Linked DNA regions of Mus musculus: region 1 is linked to region 2. Evidence: chromatin loops called from intact Hi-C (ENCODE). Cell type or tissue: heart. All regions are shown on one strand.

The links. A loop is a pair of places that touch in the nucleus more often than their neighbours do. Peaks named below come from ENCODE experiments on the same cell type or tissue, not always from the same donor. Only the 100,000 strongest peaks of a DNase experiment are listed, where the experiment ranks them.
Region 1: it touches region 2 in a loop (2.4-fold over the local background); 2 of 42 quality-filtered maps call a loop at or near these places.

The regions. Positions count from the first base shown.
Region 1 is chr14:47,391,990-47,399,989 of GRCm38, forward strand. It overlaps Dlgap5 (DLG associated protein 5), which reads right to left. Exons shown (of 19, transcript NM_144553.2): 12 at 7,531-7,691; 13 at 6,429-6,521; 14 at 3,766-3,985; 15 at 2,148-2,328. Among named protein-coding and RNA genes, the nearest start is that of Lgals3, 22 kb to the left of the region's middle. In heart, a CTCF peak has its summit at 4,463 (motif pointing left); a DNase peak (open chromatin) is centred at 4,322.
Region 2 is chr14:47,083,924-47,091,923 of GRCm38, forward strand. It overlaps Samd4 (sterile alpha motif domain containing 4), which reads left to right. Exons shown (of 13, transcript NM_001037221.2): 10 at 3,836-4,037; 11 at 5,121-5,247. Among named protein-coding and RNA genes, the nearest start is that of Gm10371, 28 kb to the right of the region's middle. In heart, CTCF peaks have their summits at 2,941 (motif pointing left) and 3,566 (motif pointing left); DNase peaks (open chromatin) are centred at 128, 3,018, 3,518, 3,958 and 1 weaker place; H3K4me3 peaks cover 854 bases; H3K27ac peaks cover 6,025 bases.

The DNA of each region.
Region 1 (8,000 bases), 310 kb after region 2:
CTTTGCCAATCACTCAGTCTAATACCGTTCCACCTGCAATGTTGAATCTCAGCTAGATCCAGAGCCACATAACCAGAACAGGCCAGGGTGAGGCCAAGTCCTGAAGCAAAGCGGCTCAGTAATTGTGTAGGCAGCTTTGCTGTGCTCTGTGTGACAGGTTGGCTTCTCAATGTTCCTGCCTCAGCTTCCTAAGTGCTGGAACTACAAATGAGCTACCATGCCAGCAAGTTGGCTACGTTTACTTGATAGCATCATTAAATATATTCTAATCATAAATGTAAGTAGACACTAGATCTGAGTATGTGTGTGCCCACAAACACAGAGGCAGAACAAATATAAATGAAGATGTGATTGAAAAGAAGAACACAGTACAGGGCTGGCAGAGTGCTTGCCCAGAATGTGAAGGCTCTGTGTTCAATCCCAGGACCACCAAAAACCAAAACCATGAAGATGACACAAACAAACCCACTTAATTTGTATGTTAATAAAAAACAAATTGAGACAATGCATCTGTCATAATCTCTCCTAGGTAAAGGAGCTGCCACCAAGCCTGATCTGAGCTCAGCCCTGGAACTCACTCGAATGTTAGGAGGAGAGAACTGATTGCTGAAAGCCGCCCTCTGGCTTCCACACACGCCACAGCACCCATGCGTGAATCTACACATTCAAAGTAACTAAACAGAATGAAATTTTACTTCTTCACGTTTGTTTTAAAAATATTCTCTTCCAGAGAGATGAGTTTTTGCTTTTACAGAGGACGAGAGTTTGGTTCCCATATTGGTCAACTTACAATTGCTTGTAAGTCAGGCTCCAGGAAATCTGAAGTCCTCCTCTGCCCCTGCATGGACCCACACACGTGTAGCGCACACACATAAATAAAAGTGAATCTTAAACATCAACTTATTGTAAAGTTGGTTTTGTTTTTTTTTTTTCTTTTCCCAGTCAGGGTCTCTCTGTGTAGCCCAGGCTGTCCTGGAACTCACTTTGTAGACCAGGCTGGCCTCGAACTCAGAGATTCACCTGCTTTTGTCTTCCAGGTACTGGGATTAAAGTTATGCACCACCACTGCCTGGTTCAAAGTTGTTTTAAGATGCCTTCTGGTAAACGTTTGCAAATGAACATTAAAAAAGCTGTGTGTGTGTGTGTGTGTGTGTGAAGGCCACAGGCTTGCAAAACAAGTGACCCACTGAGCTATCTTGCTGGCCCCAGTAACAATATGACTCAACTGCTATTACAGGTCTTCTTAATATAGATAATAAACTATAAATTATATAAAGTCTAATAATAAATTATACAAAGTATGATAATAAATTGATATCTTACAAAACAGATTTTTATAATACCAAAAGCATTTTTGAGGCCCTAAAGGATGAAAATGCTTTTGGCATATATCAAAAGTTTAAAAAGACATTATAGTGCTGGGATTAAAGGCGTGCGCCACCATTGCCCGGCTAACATTTTTCAAACTTCAGGTTAATAACAAGTCCAACATCTTCTCCAGACATCAGATTACAATTTCCTACTTGTTTAAGGTTCCTCTTCCCCCTCAGATGAGCTGCACACTTATCTATGAGCCACCGGAAGGACAGCTTAGGTTATGCTGATGCAATTGTGTAGAGAATGGATCAGTTTGAGCAACTACAAGCTAAACTTCATTAAGATACCACTTAAGTTTCTCTCCCCGTCCCTGGCAGGGCTACTCTAAGGGTTGGCTAGCTAATGACCTAAAGCGATGTCTAGGTTGTCTGCACACACTGGGCACTTTCTCTCACCAGAGGATACCACACTGCTTCTCTCCCTTGTACTGCACGGTACACTTCTGCCAATTGCATCAGGACCACTTACCAACTTCAGTCCTGGTGCTTTAAGACAGGCAGTGTTGCTAAAGCTGGCTCCAAACTGCTGGCGAAATAATCCTTCCACCTCAGCCCCTGAGTGGCTATGATTACCAACACTAGAGTTGGTTCCAACCTGAAATCTGAAGTCTGTTTCCTTAGAAAAGAGGAAGCCTTGCCCACATGTTACAGGGTTACATGTGAAGTTTAATTAGAAACATACGGCTGATATATATACTTTACCAGCTTAACCATATGGAACGATAGCTCACGTCAATACCACTAAACTCACAGTACACATGAAAGAGATACCTGCTTTCAAGACCATCTGAAAACGTCCGATCAACATGCTCGCTCTTGCTGCTCTGAGGGTCCGGCTTCTTCAGTGGCATCTTCTGTCTCAGAAGGTCCCCTGCAGCCCTGCCCTCAGGCACAACTTTGCTGGCAGACAGAGGTGTTCCAAATCTTTGAGAACGACGTTCAGAAGACAGGACTGGAAATAAGAAGAACAAGCCCCATAGCAAGTCTTTCCGGCCAGTCTCTGTTCAGAGAGGAGGCACAGAGCCTGCTCTTGTCAACATCTGTTACTGTCCAGTACCAGGGGCTTTGTGGGACAAGAGGATCGTCACGTTAGCCCGTGCTTAGCTTTCATATGCCATGCCTATGATGCAAAAGGCTGCCGAGAGGCTCAGTTGTTAAGGACACTGGCTGTTCTCCCGGAGGAGCCAGGTTTGGTTCCCAGCACCTAGTGATATTTCACGACAGCTCTAACTCCAGGTCCCGGGGATCTGATATTCTCCTCTGACTTCCACAGGCATCAGGCACACACGTGGTGTGGACAAAGTGTAGGTAAAGGTACATAAAATCAAACTAAAACTTAGAAAGAAAGACGAAGAGGTGCACCTCTACAGGAAGAATGTTTTAGAAGGTATAATGTAAATTAGCAAGTGGGCTATCCCTAGCTAACGCAGGCAACAAGTGCTTGGGTCAAGAGCGTTGACTCAGAGGAGTGGCGGCGCACACCTTTATCTCAGCACTTAGGAAGAGGTAAGAGATCTCTGTGAGTTTGACGCCAGCCTGGTCTATATAGTGACCAGCAAGGGCCACACAGAGAAACCCCGAGTCAAAAGAGAGTCTTTCCTGGTAAGTTGAGACATCAGCTGTATCCTGCTGTAGATGGTTACCAAACACCGCTGAAACATAGGCTAGTCATGGGAACAGGGGAACAAGAAAGCATTACAGATAAACTGCTGAGATACTCGGCTTCCTCCAACATGGCACTTGAGCAGCTGCTGCCAGAACCACAGTCCTAGCAGGAGGTAAGAGAATGACCTCACGTGGGTAGCGTACAGGAGACTGTTGAATACAGGGATGCGCAGTGGGGGCTGGTGGCACAAGCCCGACACCACATCCTCTCCAGAGGCTCAGACAGCAAGCTACAGGCCTGTGTGAGTCCAAGGACAGCCTGGGAAACTTAGCCAAGCCTTGTCTAAAAAGAGAGGATTTCAGAAAAGGAGGCTATGTCTGGAGGGACAAGTGCTTGCTAACCATATGTCAAGCTGAGTTTGCCCCCAAGGATCTCAAACACAGCAGCACAGATGACTCCCTCAACCCCCGTGCAGAAGGGCATGGCTGAGGGAAGTGTGATGGCTCAGGTCTGCTTCCTCTGCATTGTACCCCTAGCCCAGCTTGTCTCGGAACCTCACAGACAGACTGGCACTGCATGGCAGAGACAGCTATGGCATCACTTGGAGAACAGGCACAAGCCCGCACTCGTCTCAATATTTGATGTGCACGCAGGCTTGCCAGCACAGAACCCACTTCTAGCCATCAGCGTGTGGGCTCTTTCATGGGAAAGTCACTCTCCACCATTCACTCCAGCCCCCAGTTGGCCCAAACACCGCTCTTCAGTCTCAGCAAAGCTACAAACCTGAGAATGACTTCACTGGGCTCTCGATTCTGAAAAACCCAGCATCAAACACTATTTTGTCAACTTCCTTTGTGTTCTCCGGAGCTGCTGCGTGGGCCTGCACTTCCTGCTGTGGCCTGCCTTTCATTGCATTCTTTATGGCTGCAAGGCGACTCCTAGCTGCCGCTCGTCCGTCGTCATCCTGCTTTGCTTTGCTTGTTCTACCGGGCACAATTTTTTTCTGCAAGGAGAAATAGTAATTAAAGGTATGTTCATTACCACCTTCTCCTGTTCCTGTGGTACTGAGGACTGACCCCAGAGCCCTCCCTGTGCATACCAGGAAATCGTTCTTCCACTGAAGTTAAGTCCGTAGCCCTTTTAACTTTTATTCTGAGACAGGGTCTCACTATGTTGTCCCCCATGGCTTGAATGCACACCTGTTTCAGCTCAGGACCAGCTGATATTAAGGGGACATCATCCCACCGACTGAGCACCACCTTGTGGCGTCTGATGGTGTGGATGAAAACGACCCCCATAGGCTCATGCGTGGGAATGGCTGGTCCCCAGTCAGAACTGTTAAGGCAGAATTAGAGGTGGCCCTGCTGAAGTAGGTATGCCCTTGTTGGAGGAGGTGGGGATGGGGGCTGGTGGATGAGGTTTCATAAAGTTCTCTCCAAACAACCAAACAATGTAGAAGGAGAGACATCTGGTGGTCACAGGCAGAATTACAATTCTTATATGATAGAGACACTGATAAATTACTTTGAGAGCTAAACACACAATTAAGAAATACCCACAGTATGTCAGGAGCAAGTCTGTAATCCCAGCATCCTGGAAGCTGAGGCAGGAGGATTCTGCTAAGCCTGTCCCTGCGCCCCCAGCATAGCTGTAGCCATTTTGTTCCATGCCCACCAGCTATTTCATATTGTTGCCTGCCAGTCATTGACACAGAAAATACCAGACCCAGACTGGGGGGCATGCTTCCCACAGAACCTGTCATGGTGCTGAATGTTATAAGGCTTGCTAATCTTAGATCCCACAGCTGTAAGCTTCACAAAGGACCCATCAAATCAAAGATCAATATCAACTGTTATGTTTAAAATGGCTTGAGTCAGGGCTGACCACCGGGCAGCCCTTCAGCACCTGCGCATGAACTCACTGTGGTTTCAGCCTCTATAAGCTGGCCCTGAGAAATGTCCAGTGCACAGCTTTGAGCTGTTGCCCTGGTTGATCGGTCTCAGGGTATGTGTTCAATAAACCATCCTTGTTTAACTGAGATCAATATTCGCCTGGTTTATGGGGTGACTCCTGGACCCCAACAGATTCTATGTTTGAATTCAGGCTGGGATATTTAGTAAGACCCATCCCAAAAAACAATTATCATTATACTAGCCATTTTTTATAAATAACATCCTTTACCATTAAAGAAGATGTAAAGTGTGTTCAACGATCTGACCATTCTTCTCAGATCTTTGTACTGTGATCTCATTGAGAGGAAATAATAAAGTTTATTTTACTGAGACAGAATCAGAGCAGCTTTGTTTGCATAACATAGTATAAAGTGTCAGAAGGAGACTGACCGTTTGATAAACGTCCATTTGAGGTGTACGATGGACTTCAGAACGCTCTTTAAGTTATGTGTACATGGGTGTTTATGTGTGAGACTGTGCATGAGTGCAGGTGTCCTGTCCCCAGAGTCCAGAAGAGAGTATCAAGGCCCTAGAGCTGGAGTCATAGCCTTTGCAGGCTGCCCTGTGTGAGCTGGAGTCGCAGCCTCTGCAGGCCGCCCTGTGTGTGCAACAGAGAGCAGCTCTTGAACCCAAGTGGATTCTTATTAGATTAAAAAGCATGATTTACAGGAAAAATAGAAAACCTCATAAGCACAGTGAAGAAATACATAACGTCTCTCACTCCACAGTCTGTCCCACAAGAAGCTTGCATGATCTGCCCACTAAGAGCATGGGCTCTGGAATGAGGAACCCTGGAATGAAAGCCTTGGGCAAATGATTTCATCTTTGGAGTTTTGGAATTTTCAATCATAAACTGTGACTATAGCACCCAACCAACTGGACTGCTATAAAGCTTAACATGTGACTATCTAGAGTTTAGCATAAACAAAACACAAATTATCTACTGCTATTGCAATCACAAGCAAATACATAAACATAGGAGGTGTGTTCTGGTTGTGTATAACAGAGTCTTGCTATATAGTCCTTGCTGTCCTGATACTTGCTATGTAGCCCACGCTGGTCTTGAACCCTGCCCAGCCTCCCTAGAGCTGGTATTACAAGGCTGCCACAAACATATGTCAACACGGGTCCAACTCTCAGAATAAACCAAACACATGCACATCCACCCACTGTCTAGGAGCATAAGTCACCGAGGTACCCCAAGTCTACTACTCATCTGTGACTTTCTTCTCTTTGGAAGGACACGTCTTACATTTTGTGTTGAGTATATCCTTGCTCCCTTGCCCCCACGGCAATCAGAATGTAATAAGCAATATATGAATTCAGTCTGTGAAGCGTCAGAGTTTCTGTAACAGAAGTGAAGAGCCAATGCCTCCAGCTTGCCCTCTGCCCCTCACCTGCTGCCCCTCACGGCACAAGCACCCACCCACGTAAATAACGACATTCTTAGAAACAAACCAGAGCAGAATCTGTGCTAGGGATGCACAAACCTACCCGGAGGACTTTTTTGCTTGGATTATTGCTGTCTTTCCATCCTGACGCCTCAAGTTTGATCAGGTTGTTGAATTTCTGGTTCACATCATCGACCTGGTGATAAAAGCCCGAGTTTGTGCAATTAGTGCTATGTCAAAATTGCTACTTTAGGACTCTAAAATGAATGACCATGTCAAATAAACAGAAAATGGTGATCCAGAACTGGTTAGTTATTAAACTTAAAGGCCTGTGTATGGGGATTTATGTGTAGAGTGGTGGTGGTGGTGTCGGGAGTTGGAGGAGGGAGAGGGAGAGGGAGAGAGAGAGGAGACTCACATGAACCCAGGAAAACCCACAACTTGCTATATTGTCCAAGAAAATACTTGGAACTCCCAATCTTGCAGCCTCCACCTCCCAGATGCTGTTTAAGTCACTGTAAATTGTGTGTTCAAGTGCCTGCCTGGCACAGGGAAAGCCCCAAGTCAGGTCCTCAGCAACTCACACACACACCAGAGAGCATGAGATTCCCTGGCATTTGCACGTAACCTATGTATATCCTTCTCTACAGTAGAAAGCACCTGAATATTGTTAATAATTCTGAATTCTGAATGCAACTTCTATAGACTTAGTTTCCCGGGGTGAGGGGACTAAAGGTGTATGCTGCCACACACAACTGACTGCTTGCTCTGTTTTCCTTCCTTCCAGACTGATTTTATCTTACGTGTATATGTTATATGTGTGTGACTGCGTGGCCCACTTGAGTATGGATGCTGTAAGACGGAGTCAGATTCTATGTTCCTCTGTGTGGCCCTGGCTGTCTGCAAGTGTAGACCAGGCTGGCCTCAAGCTGGGATTTGGCACCATGTGTGCCACCACGCCCTGCTTGACTCTGCCTTTCAGTCATCTCTAACTACAATGCCCAGCATAGGACAGGAATTCCTAACTTCACTGGCTCACTCCTCACACACACCATTATCACAGACTCTGACAGCATAGGGGAGAAGGCAGTGAAGCTGACATGGGGTGTCCTGAGAGCTCACCCCTTACACCATAAGTAGCTGAACTACTGTCATCCCATTTACCGATGTCAGAAGCAGATGTGGGCAGCACACCTGACACATACCTGAAAACTAACCATATCCCAGAATCCATCCAGATCTGTGCAGGTCGTCTCCTTTTCACCCCGTTTATACTCGCAGTTGTCCACCAGTCCTTCAAACTGTCTGAATCTCTCCTTGATAAGGAGTCTTGTTTGACCAACCGTTGTACGGATAAGACCTTTAGCTAAAGAAGTTAAGAAATGAAAACGGGCCTTTATAGCAAGCCAGACAACTGAGTCTTAACCTCTAATACCCTCGAGCTCGCAGAATCAAATTCTTACAGCAAAACAAAAATGACTACCCAAAAAAAACTTAATCATAAATACTGAGCACAAGAGGGTGACAAGATGGCTCAGCAAGTAAAAACACTGACTGCTCTTCCGGAGGTCCTGAGTTCAAATCCCAGCAACCACATGGTGACTCACAACCATCTGTAATGAGATCTGACTCCCTCTTCTGGGGTGTCTGAAGACAGCTACAGTGTACTTATTTA
Region 2 (8,000 bases):
TTGAGCCACAAAGCGGGGCTCTGAAAAGACCTGAGAGGGATCTTCTATCAGTACCTTAAGTGGTAGTGTAGTGCCTTTCTACCTTCTAGCTGCAGACAAGCTAATTATAGTCCGTGGCAGAGTGAAGAGCCCAGTGCTCGTCTATTTTGGTCTGAGCTGCAGTCTAATAGCGGGGCAGGACCATTCTTGATTTTTCATAGTAGCTCAGCTTCTTGGATGCAGTTAAAAATAAGCCTGGTCACACTTCAGAACATGTTACCTTAATATGGCTGTAAACTGAGAGACCAGGTGCATGGGAGATAGGAAGTGAAGGTTAAGTTATCATAGAAGTGAAGGAGGGAGGAGGGCTGGCTTAAGCAATGGTAGAGAGGACTTGGGAATAAGGAAGCGATCACACCGATATCCTACAGAGGATCGCCATTTTGTGTCACATTCTCAAACATAAACAGATAAATATTCATTTCTTTGCTTGTACCCATCAGGTTCCGAAATTCACTTCCCAGTGCACGTACAGAAGCTGTGTTGTTAAATTGGGGGTGGGGGGGAGCTCATTTGCATAAGTGTGCCTTACCACTTGAAGGAAATAAGGCCAGCTGGAGTTTGTGAAACATCTTCATGACAGATTTACTTAAAAATTAAGATGCTATCACATTCTACTACACAGTACTGTTATTTATTATGCAAACATTTAGTTAGCACATGCCCAGTGGTTTCTGAACACTAAAAATATATTCGTTTATTCCACCCTCACGACAACCCTATGAAGTAGAACTGCTTTTATTAACCTTAGTTTACAGATAAATTGATAGGCAGAGGTACCCAGGATATGGAGCAAGCTTGCCAGTGTTGGGCACCAGATCAGTACTCCTTGCCACTGCAGAGCCAAATGACTGCTCTGGTCTCAGGCTAATGCACACAGAGGATATGCCTGCAAATTGATACTACTGCCAGCTCACCAGTCTCCAGCCCTTGGGGGTTGCCAGCTCTGATGGGCTGCAGATCACTCTTGCATCAGCGGCCTGGATGCAAAGCAAGACCTGCTCCTCAACTGCCTTGTGCTGCCACCAAGCACCCCATTTCTATGAGAGATACACTCACTCCCAGGCCAAGCACCCCATTTCTATGGGTGATGCTCCGACTCCCAGGTGAGGAGGAGGTCTCCAGCTCCTGTTGCAGTACCGGGCCCTGCTGTACCAGTTCCTAGAGGAAGTCATTCTGAAGTAGAAGTTGAAGATACCTGGCTTTTAAGCTCCTCTCACCAGCAACACATCCCCTGCCTCTGTCTGCCTAGAGAGAGGCGTGGTCCGAGTTTGAGCCTCTACAGACTGTTATAAGCACATGCTAGGTCAGGGCCAGCCTGAGGTCTGCCAGGTCGGAGTCTTTTTATTGACTAGATACGAGGGAATGCAGCTACCAATCATGGATGTTCAAATCGATGGCGCCAAACCCATGAAACACATTCTGCTCTTCGCATCACCTCTGGGATATTTTCACACTGTTAATTTATTTTGAGAAACCATTTCTCCCATAAAAAAGTAACCGCAGGCAAGCCCCTGCTTTAAATTATCTCACAAATCCCAAATTAATTGCTTCTTATTAATGTTATTTTTATCAAAGTCTTTTCATGCGTTTCAAGGAAAGGACATCAGTTAGACTCAGAAAAGCAGAGAAGGTGAGGCAGACAAGCTCGGGGGTAGGAGGCAGGATGGAGGAGGGGCCAAGAGTGGGACTTTAATTTGGCATTTGTTCTTTCTTGGGAAACATAATTATTTCCTTAAGCTGAGTGGTCCTAACTGACCTCAGAGTTCAATCCCACTGTCAGCGGCAGCAACTCTAGAAAAACCTGGCTTTGTAAAAATAACCTTTTGAGGACACCACAGCTAGACTCCACCATCAGGAAGAAGAAGGCCTCTCAAAATTCTGCCTCCGCTATACTGTAACCACCACCACCACCACCACCACCACCACCACCACCTCCCAGACCCCGGAATACTCTGGGCTTTACTCCTTCTCCCAAACAGCTGAGTCCTAACTCTTGGGAATGTCAGGGTTCTCCTTTTCTTCACCGACTGCCCTAACAGAGCCTTCTGGCCTTGATGTGGCTAGAAAATACAGTCTTGATCCAGGTCTGATTTTCTTGAGTAGTCCCAGCACTTGGGTGGTTGAGGCGGGAAGGCAGTTTGAGGCTAGCTTGTGTTACATAGTTAGACCCTGTCTCAAAAAAAAATTTTTTTACAAGCTACAGTGTTGCTTTCGTGGAAGAACAGATCATTTTAAGGCAACACTCATCCACTACTGTTTTGCATATAGAAATAGCCTTCTAAAAATCCAGCCAAAGAGGGAAGTGAGAAAAATCTATTCACACCAAGTAAGGGGTGGGGGGAGTCTTAGCAGATACTGATCATCTATCTGCCAGGTGGCCCAAATTCTGACTTCAGAAGCCAGAGGACCTGTTCTTAACAGCTGAAAGCGGAAATCCCCCCCCATTCCCCCCCCACACTTGCTGCCACTTTTACAAGTTACCTCCCTGGGGTCTCTGATTGCATGGAATGGCCTCACGCTAATTTTCAGTTTTCAATGAGGAAAGGGAAGATAAGATAAACAGAGAGACCAAGAACCCAAGAGAAGAACCTCTTCTTCTGAATGGGTTCTACAACACCCTTCTTGGCCTCAAAAGCCTGGAACCTTCTCTCCCTAAGACATTTAGGAACTCGGGAACTTTTGCATTGCCACCTCAGACGCCACCTCCCCTCCCCCCGCCCCGCACTCACACACAACCATCTCTGGCGCAGGAAGTACCTGCTGTGAATGGCCCCCTGGACCTCCACTGGCTAAGCTAAATCAGCTCATCTGCAGGGTCTTCTGGTAAGCTTGGCGAAAACTCCCCAGTTTAGCAACCAAGCGACTCTGCTCCATCTAGTGGCCGTTGCCCGCCACGCAGACCTCCTTCACCCTCCTGAATAACTAAAGCTGCCTGACTCCCTTGGAAAGAATGTGTCCGGTTCCAGAAGCCCGGGGCTGGTGGAGGCTTCTCCGCTGAGCTCATCCGACCCCGCTGGGAGCAGCCTCCTGCGTGGACCCGAAAAGCGGAGCCTTGCCAGCCCTGGTGAGGGCCGCCCTGCAGGAAAGACCTGGGGAACGAAGAGACTGGACTATCCTAGGTGTGTATGGAGTCATCCACACACCGCAGTGACCTCCCAGTTGGAGAAATATCAAACAGCATTTACTCTGCAAAATTCTGACTCCGTGCCTCGGGCCTGGGACATAAGGGGCTGAAGAAGACACATACAGTCCTTTCTAACAGAGCTTATATTTCAATCGGGTCCTCCATCTAAGACTGCTTACAGACAACCTGATCAGCAATGAACCACGCCATCATGGAAGGCGCACCAGAACGGAATCAGATCCAGATACTGACCCTACTATTTTGCTTTGTGGCTTCTTGAAAGGCACCATGGCCTCATGCACAGACCCACAGGTTGGACTAGACAAGAATAGAAGGCAGGGGACTCTTTGAGCTCCCCTTTTGGGTTCATATTTGAGTGCTGCCCCCTGCTGGTTGTGTGTCGATAGCAAAATCCTCAAGCTTTCTGAGTTTTTCTAGCAGTGAAGATTAGGAAGCCTACTTCATAGGGCTGTCTTGTGGGTTAAGAGTAGTGTGCATGCGCCAACATTTAGCATGTGCTGTTGCTTTTAGATACTAGGTACAGTTTGATTCATAGCCTATTATTGGCACCCCCAAACCTCTTGTCAGTCCCCAAGAGACCCCACTGGCAGCCTGGGCTATGTAGGGCTGGAGCCAGAACCTCTGGATCTCTTCTCTTTGCTCTCACAGTCGTGGCTTTGGGCAGTCCAACTCCCTCCCAACAGCCAGCTCTGTGGGCAGCGGCATGGGCAGACGGAACCCACGACAGTACCAGATCGCATCTCGGAATGTCCCTTCCGCCCGCCTTGGTCTCCTGGGCACCAGTGGATTTGTCAGCTCCAACCAGCGCCACACCGCTGCCAACCCCACCATCATGAAACAAGGAAGACAGGTTTGTTCTGCTCTGGGGAGCAGGGAGGTTGACCAAGCTCAGGGACTGAGGCTTTAAGATGTCTCCAACCCAGACAGTCTCCTGCATGGAAAGATAAGACCCCAGGGGAATCTAAACCAGGAGATAGCTGAGCCTATGCTTGTCAGGTAATCACTGTTTGCGTTGTTTCCCTGGAGACGGAAAAACTCATGTCTGCTGCTTGGGAAAGCTAGTGCTACATTTATCTCTGGGACCCTTGTAGACAGGCATGCAAGGGCTACTTCTGCTTGATCTTTGCCCCCCCCCCAACATACCCCATCACCTTCCAGGTCTGGGTGGGCATTTAATAAGCTTCCTTTGACTTTTTCCTCACAGTCCCGGCTGCAATGGTGAGTCCACAGGATTGTTTGGGAGGCTGTCCCTTGCTGTGAGATTGACAGTGACCTCTCTGCCCCCCTGAGCCCAACCTTGCCTTTCCCTAAATGTTCATTCCCTCAGCCCCCTGAGGCAATAGAGGTTGGCCTGGGCCTGGGAACATACAAGCAGGCCTGATGAGAGGTTGTCTTTAAAACAGAAAGGCTTCACCAGGAGGAGGCTGGTGGCAGTCCCTCCCAATGGGAAGGGCATGTCTGAGAAGCCCTGATATCAGTTCTAGGCAAGGTCACTACAGGACACACGAGCTGCATGATATACAGGCCTGTTGCCAGTACTGACTCTTTCTTTTCTCCTCAGTGTGGAGTAAATTTGGGGACTCTCAAAAAGAAATTCAAATAAGAGCCTTAAACTCATTATACTGTTTGCTACAAGTATTTCTAAGACAACCCCCCCACACACACACACACATACTCCCTTTAAGAAATATATGGAGTAAAAACACTTTTGGAGATGGGGAGAGGGGAAGGTGGCTCAAACTTAAAGCGAGGCCTGTGAATGAGCCTCAAATGGGACAGTCTCAGCCATCTCTCAGTAAGTCCATGGCGGGTAGCATGGGCCTTTCCAAAACTGTCCTGGGATACCTGTCTCCCGAGTTCCAGCTGGGGCTCTGCCTCCCCACATCCCCACAGGGTCTGGACTAATGCCCCCCTCTTGTATGTCCCTCCCTAGAACCTCTGGTTTGCCAACCCTGGGGGCAGCAACAGCATGCCCAGCCGCACCCACAGCTCCGTCCAGAAGACCCGCTCGCTGCCCGTGCATACTTCCCCACAAAACATGCTGATGTTCCAGCAACCAGGTAGGGCCTGGCTAACTCGCTCCCTTCTCTCTCTCTCTCTCTCTCTCTCTCTCTCTCTCTCTCTCTCTCTCTCTCTCTCCCTTGACGCAGAATGGAGGCTGGGATGCCAGAATAGACGCCCTGGTGACCCAGCCGGAAAGTGCTGAGCCTCAACTGTCACCACACATTCTTTAGAGCTGCCGAAAGCCTTTCCTTTTTTAAACCATGCCTTGCCAGTGTGAGCAGAGGCTGCCTAGCAGGGAGCCAGAGCCTGAAGTCCCAGCACTGGTTGCAATATAACAGGGATATTTCTGATACTTGTCAGATATCTGGATTCCTAGATTGATTAAACCAGCGATAGCTCTCCCTGGAAGAGATCCCTGTGGAAAGGTGGGGGGGGGGGGGATGTGTGCAAAGAGAGGATAAGACAACAAAAGAGAAAAACTTGAATGTTGGTGTCACTGTGGAATGGCATTGGAAAACAGAGCCATGGTTTCTTGATTCAGGAGTAACTTGACGGAGTGGACTCAAGGCCAGATGGGGAGACGTGGTCTCAGTCACCATGCCTCCTAAAACAAGCTACCTGAATCTCAAACAGCAAACAGATCCTTGAAGCCTTTCTCTGCACAGGCACTAACACTAGATTCCAGACTTGCACAATACCACCTAGGCCATGGCTACATCTTTCAAGATTCCCCCACCCCCAGTGAATACACAGGAGGTGCACCCTGTCTTTGGGTAGCTTCACCACACCTCACAGCCTGGAGCCCTGTGTCTGTCCCAGAAGCAATTGTTTACAAGGCTTTGGATTTCAATGTTCCCGCAGATCAGGGTATTAGAACTCTAGAATATCCTGGGCTTTTCTTTTCCCTCCCCCCACTCATAAAGATTTTTTTCTTGGATGTTGCAAACCCCTCCTTAAGGCTTTAAATCCCTCATAGTGGCCAATGCACAGCAGCAATGCCTACTTCTGGTCTCCTCGTTGCTAATGACCTGCTGGGCTAACCAAGGGCTCCCTTCGGGCTCTGCCCACTCACACTCAGCACCTGCTGGGTGGTATCTCTGTGACATGGCCATAAAGGGTGAGGCAAGTCAGAGCCATGACCCAGAATCCCTCAGCGAGGAGACAGGAAGCTGTGGCTCCACTAAGGATGCAAACGCCTTGGCCTTGGCTGGGCTTCCAGGTGCACTTCCTGATAACCAGACAGTAACTTTGAAAGCTGGTCTTGCTTCTCGGCTTCCTTCACAGAAATGCCTCTCACCTCCAGGCCAGACCAGAGTCAACCTGAAAGGTCGGAGCTGGGTGTAGGCCTTTCTAGTCAGAGGAACCCAACCTGGTCAGCCATGGGGTCTTCTCAGGGTTCATACTGAATTCTCCAAGTTCAGTGCTGAGACTGAACTTGGAGAATTATAGCACCAAAGCAGAATGTGGACTTCATCTTTACACAACTAGGATCCTGTAAATGTGAGCATAAAATGAACTGGAGATGGGAACTCCCCAATGGTTGTCTTGGGTACAAGGTACGTTTCTCCACCCACCCACCCCACCCCCGGCTTCTTAACGTGAGTACGCATGCACTTAAAATCATACTTCCAAACCCAAGACCACAACGTCTGAGAAAGCATGGACTTTGTGAACATCAAAATAATTGCCCTACAAAGGAAGACCACCTCTGGGGAATATGGAGAAGCCTCCGTGTGTGTGTGTGTGTGTGTGTGTGTGTGTGTGTGTGTGTGTGTGTGTGTGTGTGTGTGTGTGTGTGTGTTGTTAACCAGTCACCTTGCTCAGTTGTGCTGGCTCATCCCTCTTTCCCACACTGCATAGTCAGGACGTCTCAGACACCGCCTATGGTGGCTTTCTGCTTTATTTCCACCTGGACAGGTGTCAAGTGTGCCTTGGTTCCAGTGGGAAGGCCAGCATGTCACTGCTGACTCTGGCTGGCCACCGGGATGAGAGGAACACTCAGCAGGGCCTCCTGGACTGAGAGGACAAGGTCTGAGACACACAAGGGGCCTGGAGCTCAGCACACCTGTGGCACCCAGTAAGAATGCCACCTTGCACAAAGGTGGGGTTCTTTCCCATCTGGAAATCAAACTCCGAAATTGCTTGGCAAGTGATCCTTCCTTCTGGAAGCAGTTCTGTGTCTGTCGAGCCAGACTCAGTCACTCTTGGGCTTCAGGCAGAGAAGATCTCAGGGTAACCTGATGTTTAGATGCCACTGAAGGTTCCTTACTTGCCAGGAGCACCAACAAGAAGTTGCAGAGGGCCCAGAGCAGGCTTTCCCACAAGAAAACCACAGGTGGGGTAGAACTCACAAGCCTACATTCTGAAAATGGCACCCTTCACTTGCACAAGACCGCATGCAAAGAAAGTGCTCTTGAACCAGAGGACCTGTGTGCAAGACGGCAAGATTGCACCATTTCACCGAGTGATACCTGCCCTATACATCAAACCTCGCCCATGTACTGGCTTGTGACTGGAGTCCTCCATCCTCAGAAAGCTGCGAACCTGGAAACACAACCCTCTGAGCTGTGGCCCTGTTTCCTTCTCAGTAGGATGCCTTTAGAAAGAACGAGGACAGTGTCCTGAGCCCACTGTGGAATGTAAGGGACTGTTGTGCAGAGACAGAGGCAGGGTTAGGGACCATTCAAAGTGTGTGGTGGATGTTGTTCCCCACCTTTCTAATAGACCTACGCAAACAGCTTGGCTGTGGCTCAGAGACAGGAGGCAGAGGAACTGGTCAATGGGTCAACTTTACCCCAGCCAAATGCAT